Linked DNA regions of Homo sapiens: regions 1 and 3 are each linked to region 2. A link is a contact called in ENCODE Hi-C or POLR2A ChIA-PET data. All regions are on one chromosome and are shown on one strand. Each heading gives the region's core, a stretch centred on a gene start or an enhancer-like site at or near the end of the contact. The rest is flanking DNA. Distances are from core to core; before and after follow the strand shown. Region 1 has its middle 63 kb from the start of LINC01243. Region 2 has its middle 77 kb from the start of LINC01243. Region 3 has its middle 160 kb from the start of LINC01243.

Evidence for each region. Hi-C counts contacts between places; a loop is a spot of excess contacts on that map. ChIA-PET counts read pairs that join two places held with the same protein, here RNA polymerase II (POLR2A). Pooled maps may share reads with other maps.
Region 1: a map with no recorded cell type shows a loop between it and region 2 (5-fold over the local background). The contact joins two enhancer-like sites. A Hi-C loop is called at or near these places in 4 of 37 single-sample maps with no recorded cell type and 3 of 50 pooled maps.
Region 3: a loop to region 2 is called in a map of naive thymus-derived CD4-positive, alpha-beta T cell, with 11 times the contacts of the local background. The contact joins two enhancer-like sites. A Hi-C loop is called at or near these places in 3 of 168 maps with a recorded cell type or tissue (CD4-positive, alpha-beta memory T cell, MCF 10A and naive thymus-derived CD4-positive, alpha-beta T cell), 13 of 37 single-sample maps with no recorded cell type and 12 of 50 pooled maps. POLR2A ChIA-PET finds 5 or more read pairs at or near these places in 2 of 52 experiments (MCF 10A and activated T-cell).

Annotation. Positions count from the first base shown.
Region 1 is chr9:31,442,653-31,445,636 of GRCh38, forward strand. No RefSeq gene overlaps it. Among named protein-coding and RNA genes, the nearest start is that of LINC01243, 63 kb to the left of the region's middle. RefSeq lists an enhancer at 1,212-1,271. Within about 2 kb of position 1,484, at least 2 of the 41 ENCODE cell types and tissues checked have a DNase peak (open chromatin) inside an H3K27ac peak, as active enhancers do.
Region 2 is chr9:31,303,335-31,306,174 of GRCh38, forward strand. No RefSeq gene overlaps it. Among named protein-coding and RNA genes, the nearest start is that of LINC01243, 77 kb to the right of the region's middle. Within about 2 kb of position 1,342, at least 3 of the 41 ENCODE cell types and tissues checked have a DNase peak (open chromatin) inside an H3K27ac peak, as active enhancers do.
Region 3 is chr9:31,541,063-31,544,147 of GRCh38, forward strand. No RefSeq gene overlaps it. Among named protein-coding and RNA genes, the nearest start is that of LINC01243, 160 kb to the left of the region's middle. Within about 2 kb of position 1,534, at least 3 of the 41 ENCODE cell types and tissues checked have a DNase peak (open chromatin) inside an H3K27ac peak, as active enhancers do.

The DNA of each region.
Region 1 (2,984 bases), core at 234-2,733, 140 kb after region 2:
ATTTTACTATCTGTGCATTTCATAACTACATGCTGAATACTTTGAATACGCACAATAAAATTTATTTAAAAAATAATTTCCAATTTATAGCCTAATATGCTATAATAAAAATAAATACATGTATTCATCAAGGTTTCAGGATAAACAAAATCAATAAAAAAGTAAATTATATTCTATATACTAACAATGAACAGTCTGTAAACAAAATTAAGACAACTCAAATACATTAGCATCAAAAAAGTTGTAAATTATCAAAAGAATTATAAGATCTATAAAGTAAAAGTGTAAAGTGTCGCTGAAAGAGATGAAAAAATACTTAGATAAACAGAGAGAATTTTCATGTTCATAGGTTGTGAGATTCAGTGTAATTAAGATTGCAATTCTTCTCAAATTTGTCTACCATTCAATGTAAACCCTATCAATTATCTAGCAGGCTTTTTTTTTCCTTCAGAAATTGAGAAGCTACTTCGAACATTTATACAAAAAGGTAGAGACCATAGAATAACCAAAATAATATTAAAAAAGAACAAATTTGGATGAGTCACACTTCCCAATTTCAACTTATTATAAAGTTACTATAATCTATAAAGTGTGGGGCTGATACAAAGATAGACATATATTAATAAATCAGTGGAACAGAATTGAGAATCCAGAAATAAACTCTTATATTTATTGTCACTTAACTTTCAAAACAAGTTGAATGTCATTAATTTAATGGGAAAATAATAGTCTTTGCAATAAATAGTGGTGGGACCACTGATATTCACACATAAAAGATAAGTTTAAACTGTCTTAAAAATCATACTCAAAAATAAGATAGATCTGAGATCTAAATGAAAGAGCTAACATTATTAAATAAATAAAGGGAACAAAGCTGTTTCTTAAATACTATATAGAAGTACTATAAAGTACTCTATAGTACTTTATATATAAATATATACATTTATATACAGTACTATATAAAGTACTATATATATATTTTTATATAGTACTATATAAAGTACTATAAAGTACTGTAGAGTACTTTATAGTTAGTACTGTAGAGTACCATATTGAAGGAAGAGAAAGACCCTCTCATATTATTTTATATTGTTTTATACTCAGTACCTGTTTTAAGAAAAAACAACAAGGAAGTAAAACCAAAGACAGGCAGCCCAGAGCCAGGCCTGAAACCAGGCCTGGTCCTGCCTGGCCTAAACCCAGTAGTTAAAAATCAACTCATAACTTAGAAACCGATGTTATTCATAGATTCCAGACATTGTATAGAAGAACACTGTGAAACTCCCTGCCCTGTTCTGTTTCTCTCTGACCACCGGTGCATGCAGCCCCTGTCACGTACCCCCTGCTTGCTCAAATCAATCACTACCCTTTCATGTGAAATCTTTAGTGTTGTGAGCCCTTAAAAGGGACAGTAATTGTACACTCGGGGAGCTGGGATTTTAAGGCAGTAGCTTGCCAATGCTCCCAGCTGAACAAAGCCCTTCCTTCTACAACTCAGTGTCTGAGAGGTTTTGTCTGTGGCTCGTCCTGCTACAATATAGTTAGCACTTTATAGTTAGCACTATAAAGCATTATATAGTTAGTACTTTATGGTCATTTTCATTTCTCTTGGGTAGGTTCCTGTAAGTGGTATTGCTGAGTCATATAGTACTTTATAGTACTAAATACTATAAAGAAAAAGAAAATGTTTCTTAAATACTATAAAGAAGCACCGTCTATAAAAGAAAAATGTGTTATATCAGACTTGGTAAAAACTAAAAACATTTATACTTCAAAGGGCACCTTTAAGAAAATCGAAAGACAAGATACAACCTGGGAGAAAGTACTTCCAAATCCTAATTTTGACAAAGGACTTGTATTCAAAATGTATTCTGATTATTATTATTATTATTATTATTATTATTATTATTATTATTATTTTTAAAGCCATACCTCTACAGTAAGCTTACTTTCTTTTATTATTATTATTATACTTTAAGTTCCAGGGTACATGTGCAGAGCGTGCAGGTTTGTTACATAGGTATACAGGTGCCATGGTGGTTTGCTGCACCCATCAACCCGTCATCTACATTAGGTATTTCTCCTAATGCTATCCCTCCCCTAGTCCCCCAACCCCCAACAGGCCCTGGTGCACGATGTTCCCCTCCCTGTGTCCATGTGTTTGTTCTCATTGTTCAACTCCCACTTATGAGTGAGAACATGCAGTGTTTGGTTTTCTGTTCTAGTGTTACTTTGCTGAGAGTGATGGTTTCCAGCTTCATCCATGTCCCAGCAAAGGACATAAACTCAATAACCAGAAGACAAATGGCCCACTTTAAAAATGGGCTTAAGTTTTCAATAGAAATTTCAGGATGGTCACAGTGGTTCCATGGGTACAATCCCAGCACTTTAGGAGACAGGCAGGAGATTCACTTAAGGCCAGGTATTCCAGACCAGCCTGGGCAACATACTGAGACCCCATTTCTACAAAAAAATTAAAAGTTAGCCAAAAATAGTGCCTCATATCTATAGCCCTAGCTTCTCAGGAAGCTGAGGCAGGATAATTGCTTGAGCCCACAAATTTGATGCTGCAGTGAGCTATGATTGAACCACTGTACTCCAGCCTGGGTGAGAGAACAAGACCTTGTCTCAAAAAACAAACAAATAAAAAAAAACAGACATTTCAACAAAAAGATGTACATCGACCAATTAGCATGGAAAAAGACACTCAGCATCATAATTAGGAGAATGCAGATTAAAACAAAAATGTCATACTACATAACACCCACTAGAATGGTTCTAAAAAAAAAAGACGGACACCAATACATGTACATCCTTATACATTACAGGAGGGAAAGTAAAATGGTATAGTGGCTTTGTAAAATGGTTTTTAAAACTTAAATGTAAATGTAAAGCATGACTCAGCAATACCACTTACAGGAATCTGCCCAAGAGAAATGAAAATACATGCCCACACAAAGACTTCTATGTGATGTTTATAGCAG
Region 2 (2,840 bases), core at 92-2,591:
AGGACATGATAAGATTTTCTTCATTTTAACCCTGAATAATCATCTGTTGTATGTATATACATTTCCTTTTTCCATCCATCTGCTGATGGACATTAAGGTTTCCTTTACATCTTGACTATTGTGAATCATATTATAATAAACATGAGTGAGTAAATATCTCTTCAATATCCTGTTTTCAACACTTTTGAATATATAACCAGAAGTGGGATTACTGGATATGGTAACTCTATTTTTTGAGGCATCCCCAAAGTGTTTTTTATAAGTGGCTCTACCAATTGGTATTACCACCCAAAATATACAACTGTTCCAGTTACTTCACATCCTCTTAACACTTGCTATTTTCTGTTTACCTGATTGTGGCCACTCTAACAGATGTGAGGTGATACTTGTGGTATTGATTTGCATTTTCCTGATGATTAGTGATGTTGAGCATATTTCCATATTCTTGTCTGTGTGTGATTTCTCTGATTTCTTGACTTTCTAATGCATTTATATATTTACACATCCATAAAACAACCTCAGATATTTGTCCAAATTATTAGCTGCCTCTTCAATTGTGTGTGTGTGTGTGTGTGTGTGTGTGTGTGTGTGTGCGCGCGACCAGACTTTTTTAGGAGCTGAATCTTTCTCTTTGGTGCCCTCTGGTGAATTTTTTTTTTAAGTTAATCTTTAGTTGCCACCACCAAGGCACATGTAGTAACAAATCTACAGAACTAATTGCTTTATTTTCTTAGGCATAACCAAGTATGTAAATTTTTTAGCACTGTCTACGAATCATTTATCTCTCATGTTCAGCTCTGCCGTGAGGTGTGAAATTATGTCTATTTCCACGTCTGTAAGGCAATAGATCATGATGGTTCCTGTTTATCAGCTTCCCTGGATTCCTGTGAAAGAGTTATCACAATGATATATTTTTTTAAAGTTTTGTGTAAACCCTATAGTAATTTACCCATCAAGTAACAGTCTAAGGCAGTAAGTCTTTGTTTCTTTCAAAAACCAGTAATCTCTTGTTGGTCTTTTGAAGACAACTTCACCAGAACAATTTGTTCTAGTAATAACACAATAATTTTCAAATCTGTTTGCCAGGTAGTGGCAGTATTAATATACCACACGTCTTTTTGTGGCCAGGGTTTCTAATTTCTTTCCATTACCTAAAGTTATTTTTTCCCTTTTATTTCCTATTACTTTTTAAAAGTTGTACAGAATAGTTATTAAGACAACTTCTCTTAATTTTCATGGATTATAGCCTTGTAACTGCAGTTACCTCAAAGCACTGTGCTTTGAAACGAAAGTGCACGTGATATTTACTTGGGAATAAGCTCATCTTGAAGCTATAGTCTATGTGACTTAATGGGAAAAGAATCTGCAAAATATGAGGCAACCTTGGAATTACACCCAGAAACTGCCATGTGTTAACTGTGTGACTCAGAGAAAATTAATTTCCTGATTTATAAAATGAGGATATTCCTGTCGTAGCAGTTTACTGTAATTGACTAAGATAACACATCAAATTCTGGATATGTACAGTACTTGACAGTAACAATTATTAGGCTGACTCAGGCTGTCTTTCTGGTTCTGTCTCTTATTACTGTATCCTCAGATCCAAGTCAATCTCTGTGAGGCTGTTTCTTAAGTACAGAAAATAGGGACACTTGGCCATTCAATCCCACTCAGTTGATACATAAATCAAATTACATAAAAATACATGAAATTAGTTTATAAACTTAGATGATCATCATGATAATGATAAAGAAATAATATTTCCAGAATAATTGCCGGTAGGCAATTCTCTGCTGTGTTTATTTGAATGAAGCTGTTATATAGTTATATTATAATTAGCATTAGCAGAATGATTTCAAGTGCAAATTACCACAATTAATATTTATTTTTATATTATTGACAAAGGCCAATATAATAGTAGCTAAGAGTTTACTTAATCAGACAAAAAGAAAAATACTCTGAAGCAAATGTCTCTTTAATCAATTGGCAATTTCGAAGTTAAATTACAGCATAATTAAGAAGCTATATAATAAAAGTGTATAATAAAATTATTGTTAGTAAAGATTAAGTACAAAGTAGATGGAATTTGTAAAATCTCACATTTTTTAGGATAATCTGAATAATGTCATGTACATAAATGTCTCACTTCACCCTGATAGATCCAGAATAAAATGTATTAATATGACTTTCTCACATGCCTCAAGTTAAATGTTTATAAGAACATGCTTTAAAATATGTGGAAACATAAAATTATAAGTCCCTTGTTTCATAATTATTTGTTATAAATTATAATTAAATAGAGGTACAACTGCCAGTAGTTATCAGTTATAAAACTGAAAAAGAATAGCAAATAAATGATCTAATTTCTTTAGGAGACATGTCTTGAGTACAATTTACATCCTCTTAGGCAAAGAACAAAAGAAAAACATACATACACATTAGCCAAGATTTATATGCTGTTTCTTTATGTCAAAAACTTTAAATTTATTTTTATCTAAAGTATTTTTCTGAGGATTAAGAGCTTTCTTGTAATATTGAAAATGTTGTGTTAGGTTAAAACTTGAGAATACAGTAAATTTATTAGGGGGATGCACGTTGCTTAAAATATTAGAAAACTAATTGTCTGATGGTACATATTAAAATAAGTATTGCCTGAAACTTTTGGCCTGGTAATGCAATCTACACTGTTGATAAATTAGACTAACAGTATGTAATGATATTAGTAAGTTTAAGGGTATTTACCAAAGCATTGTGTTTAACAGTAAACATAAAACAAAAAGAACACTATTTGTATATTGACTGTAGGAAAATTATTCATTAACAGAATAAAACACATTTAG
Region 3 (3,085 bases), core at 284-2,783, 240 kb after region 2:
TGTAGCAGGCAGTGAAGCAGGAGAAGTCAGCACAACTCACAAGCACAGATGGAATCTCAATAGTATGAAATATCTTTTCCTTAAACCAAAAAGTAACAGATACTGAATTTGCCCAAGACAAACAAATGTGTCTAGAGATTCCATGGGAAAATACAATAATTGTCTTCATATGAAAATTCACCTAATAATGAATGACAAGCCCATTTAAAAAATTTTTCTTTTTTTTTTTTTTTTTGAGACGGAGTCTCGTTCTGTCGCCCAGGCTGGAGTGCAGTGGCGTGATCTCGGCTCACTGCAACCTCTGCCTCCCAGGTTCAAGCAATTCTCCCTGTCTCAACCTCCCGTGTAGCTGGGATTACAGGCACCTGCCACCACGCCCGGCTAATTTTTGTATTTTTAGTAGAGACAGGGTTTTGCCATATTGGCCAGGCTGGTCTTGAACTCCTGACCTCAGGTGATCCGCCTGCCTCGGCCTCCCAAATTGCTGGGATTACAGCCGTGGGCCACTGCACCCAACTTAAAAAACAAACAAACAAAAAACTTCACCTGGTGTTTAGCTAGTCTTAAAACACAGCTTGAAGAAAAATCAACAAAACTGGACCCTTGCAAAAGAGACAAACTCCTCTTCAGTGCTTATAGGCTGAACCTAGACAAATTCTGAGCTGTTTGGACCTGACAGGCAAGAAGCACTGGGAACTGACTGTTCTCCATGCTTTCCCCAGGATGGCAGAAAGCTTATAATGTGTAAAAGCAAGCCCTGATAAATATAGCTCTCTGTGAGAACGCTGACAAATTCACTCCCTCATTTAATGAAAAGCTGCCAAGTGTGATGATATTTCTAGGAATGGTGCAAATGAGCCACTGTGAGAATGAAAAAAGAAAAGCCCAGGACAGACGCTTTTCTATTTAAAAACAGAAAGCAGCACATTTGTAAGAGCTATTGGACTGATGAGCTTCTTTCAGATATGTACCCTTGTTTTTAGCAAAGAACTGAAAGTATCATTTCAAGAACATCAATCAAATACAATGCTTAAAATTCAAGTGCTTAAGAAACATACAGATCTTCCTTTGCTAAAGTTGAAGAAGCACTATTCATCTTGAGCTATTATGCAGATCACATAGGTGTAACATGGCAACACTATTTTTCATTTAAACCTTGTAAACTTGGCCGAGGAAAAGGAAGCATGCTCATAATCACCGGGGGGAGACAAGCAAGGAATTTTAGAAGCACAATTTAATTCTTGTTACAAACAATCAACTGAAGTAGGAAAGTCTAGATTTAATAGCCCGTGTCATAAACAGACAGCATACCAGTGTTGTCTTTACTAAAATTCTGATTAAAATATCCAAAAAGATTTTTAGCACTCCAATCAACCATTTTGTGATATGGATCATTTAGCAGAGGTTATGTATCAGCTCAGTTCCCATTTAGGTCAATAGATTGCTTTTGTTCTGATAGATTCACGTGCAAGGCTCACCCTACAGGCTAGATGAGAAAGGGCAGCAGCTGTCTTCTGCTTGCTCAATCCTAGCTAAGGCAGATAACTACAGCCTGAAACTCTAGCTGTTTTGCAAGTAGATGTGGTTTGTAACAGGGTTAGTGGCCCAGAGAGGGCCCCACAAATTCTCCAGTGTTATTAGAAAACATTATTGTGAAATGATTCTGTATGACTAATAAGAGTATTTCTATTTACCGAATGTTGAACTCTTTGAAATGAAAGCCTCCACGGAGCTTATCTAAAACCATTATGAGTTTCATAGAGTGATGTAAGAACTTTTGTTTTCCAGAAAATAAACACCATATGAACAAATACAGCAACAAATATCACAACTCTATCCTATATCAAACAAACATATCACATCAGTTCTCTAACTTACTGAAAACAAGAGACCTCACAGGAGCCTACATTCAGAAAGATTTTCTGTGTAGTCTGACAAGAAGTGTTTCCCTAAACGTGATAATCACGTTTAGGGAAAAGTGCTGCTGGATAGCTGAGCTCAAGATTAAATGGATCAGGATCAGACAAAAATTTCAAAATGATTTTTTTCTGTTCTATTTGATATTCTCTCTTAAAATATCAGACTTAAGAACAAATATATTACAAATGTACTATTTTTAAGGGACAGATAGACAAGTGATAATCACGGGTTATCTGTTTGCTTCCAAACATACAGATACACAAAAACACACATAAAGTGAAATAAAGTTCTTACTCCATTTTTACTATTTTTTTCAACAAATATAAGATCAGAGTTACGACTTTTTTCTTCTTTATAAAATAAGACTCCTAGAAATGTTTTTTTATATTTGTACCTTGCTCAAACACAAAATAAATTAGCATTGTGCCTACCTTTTGAAAAAAAATAAGCAAGAGTATAGACATAGAGTATACTTTAAAATCTTAATTATGCTGTCATCATTAAATAAAAATTATTACATAACACCTGAAAAGGCAGTGATAGTAGTTGAGCTTATATTTGGAAAATGAATCAAAAAACAAAAAAAAATTTCTGTGAGAAGAAACATGAGAAACTCAAACATTTATAAATATGTGCAGTTGAATGAGCTGTATGAACTGCTTTAAAGAAAACACTCCTTAACATTGGACAGAATATATTTTAAAAGTAATTTATTTCATGCATTTATTATTTATTTGCTGCACTTTAAAACATACGTTTAAAATGAAAATTTGGCTATGAAGTTTTCTGTTTGTTTGGTTAACTTCTTTTTGGAAATGGGAATCCCCTGTAGAAGACAGAATTTATGTCACATAAGTATTAGCAACCCATTATGTGTTGTAGTATCATGTAGTGCCTATGGTATAATCTGTCCTGAGGAAATCTGTTGGTCAAGATAGCTATGCATAGTTAGAGATGAGGGATCAAATTAGAAAATCAGAGTAGTGCTTCCTTTCTCTTCTTCCTTTTAGGCTGCTATAGCAATAATCAGTCCAGGGTGAGCTCCCACTTATGGAGAAGGCCAAGTCAGCCTTGTGCTCTTATCTGTAAGTTCATCTTGTCAACCACTAAATAGCACAAGAGTGATATGGTGTAGTTTCGAAGGTGGAAGAGAAACTGTATATGT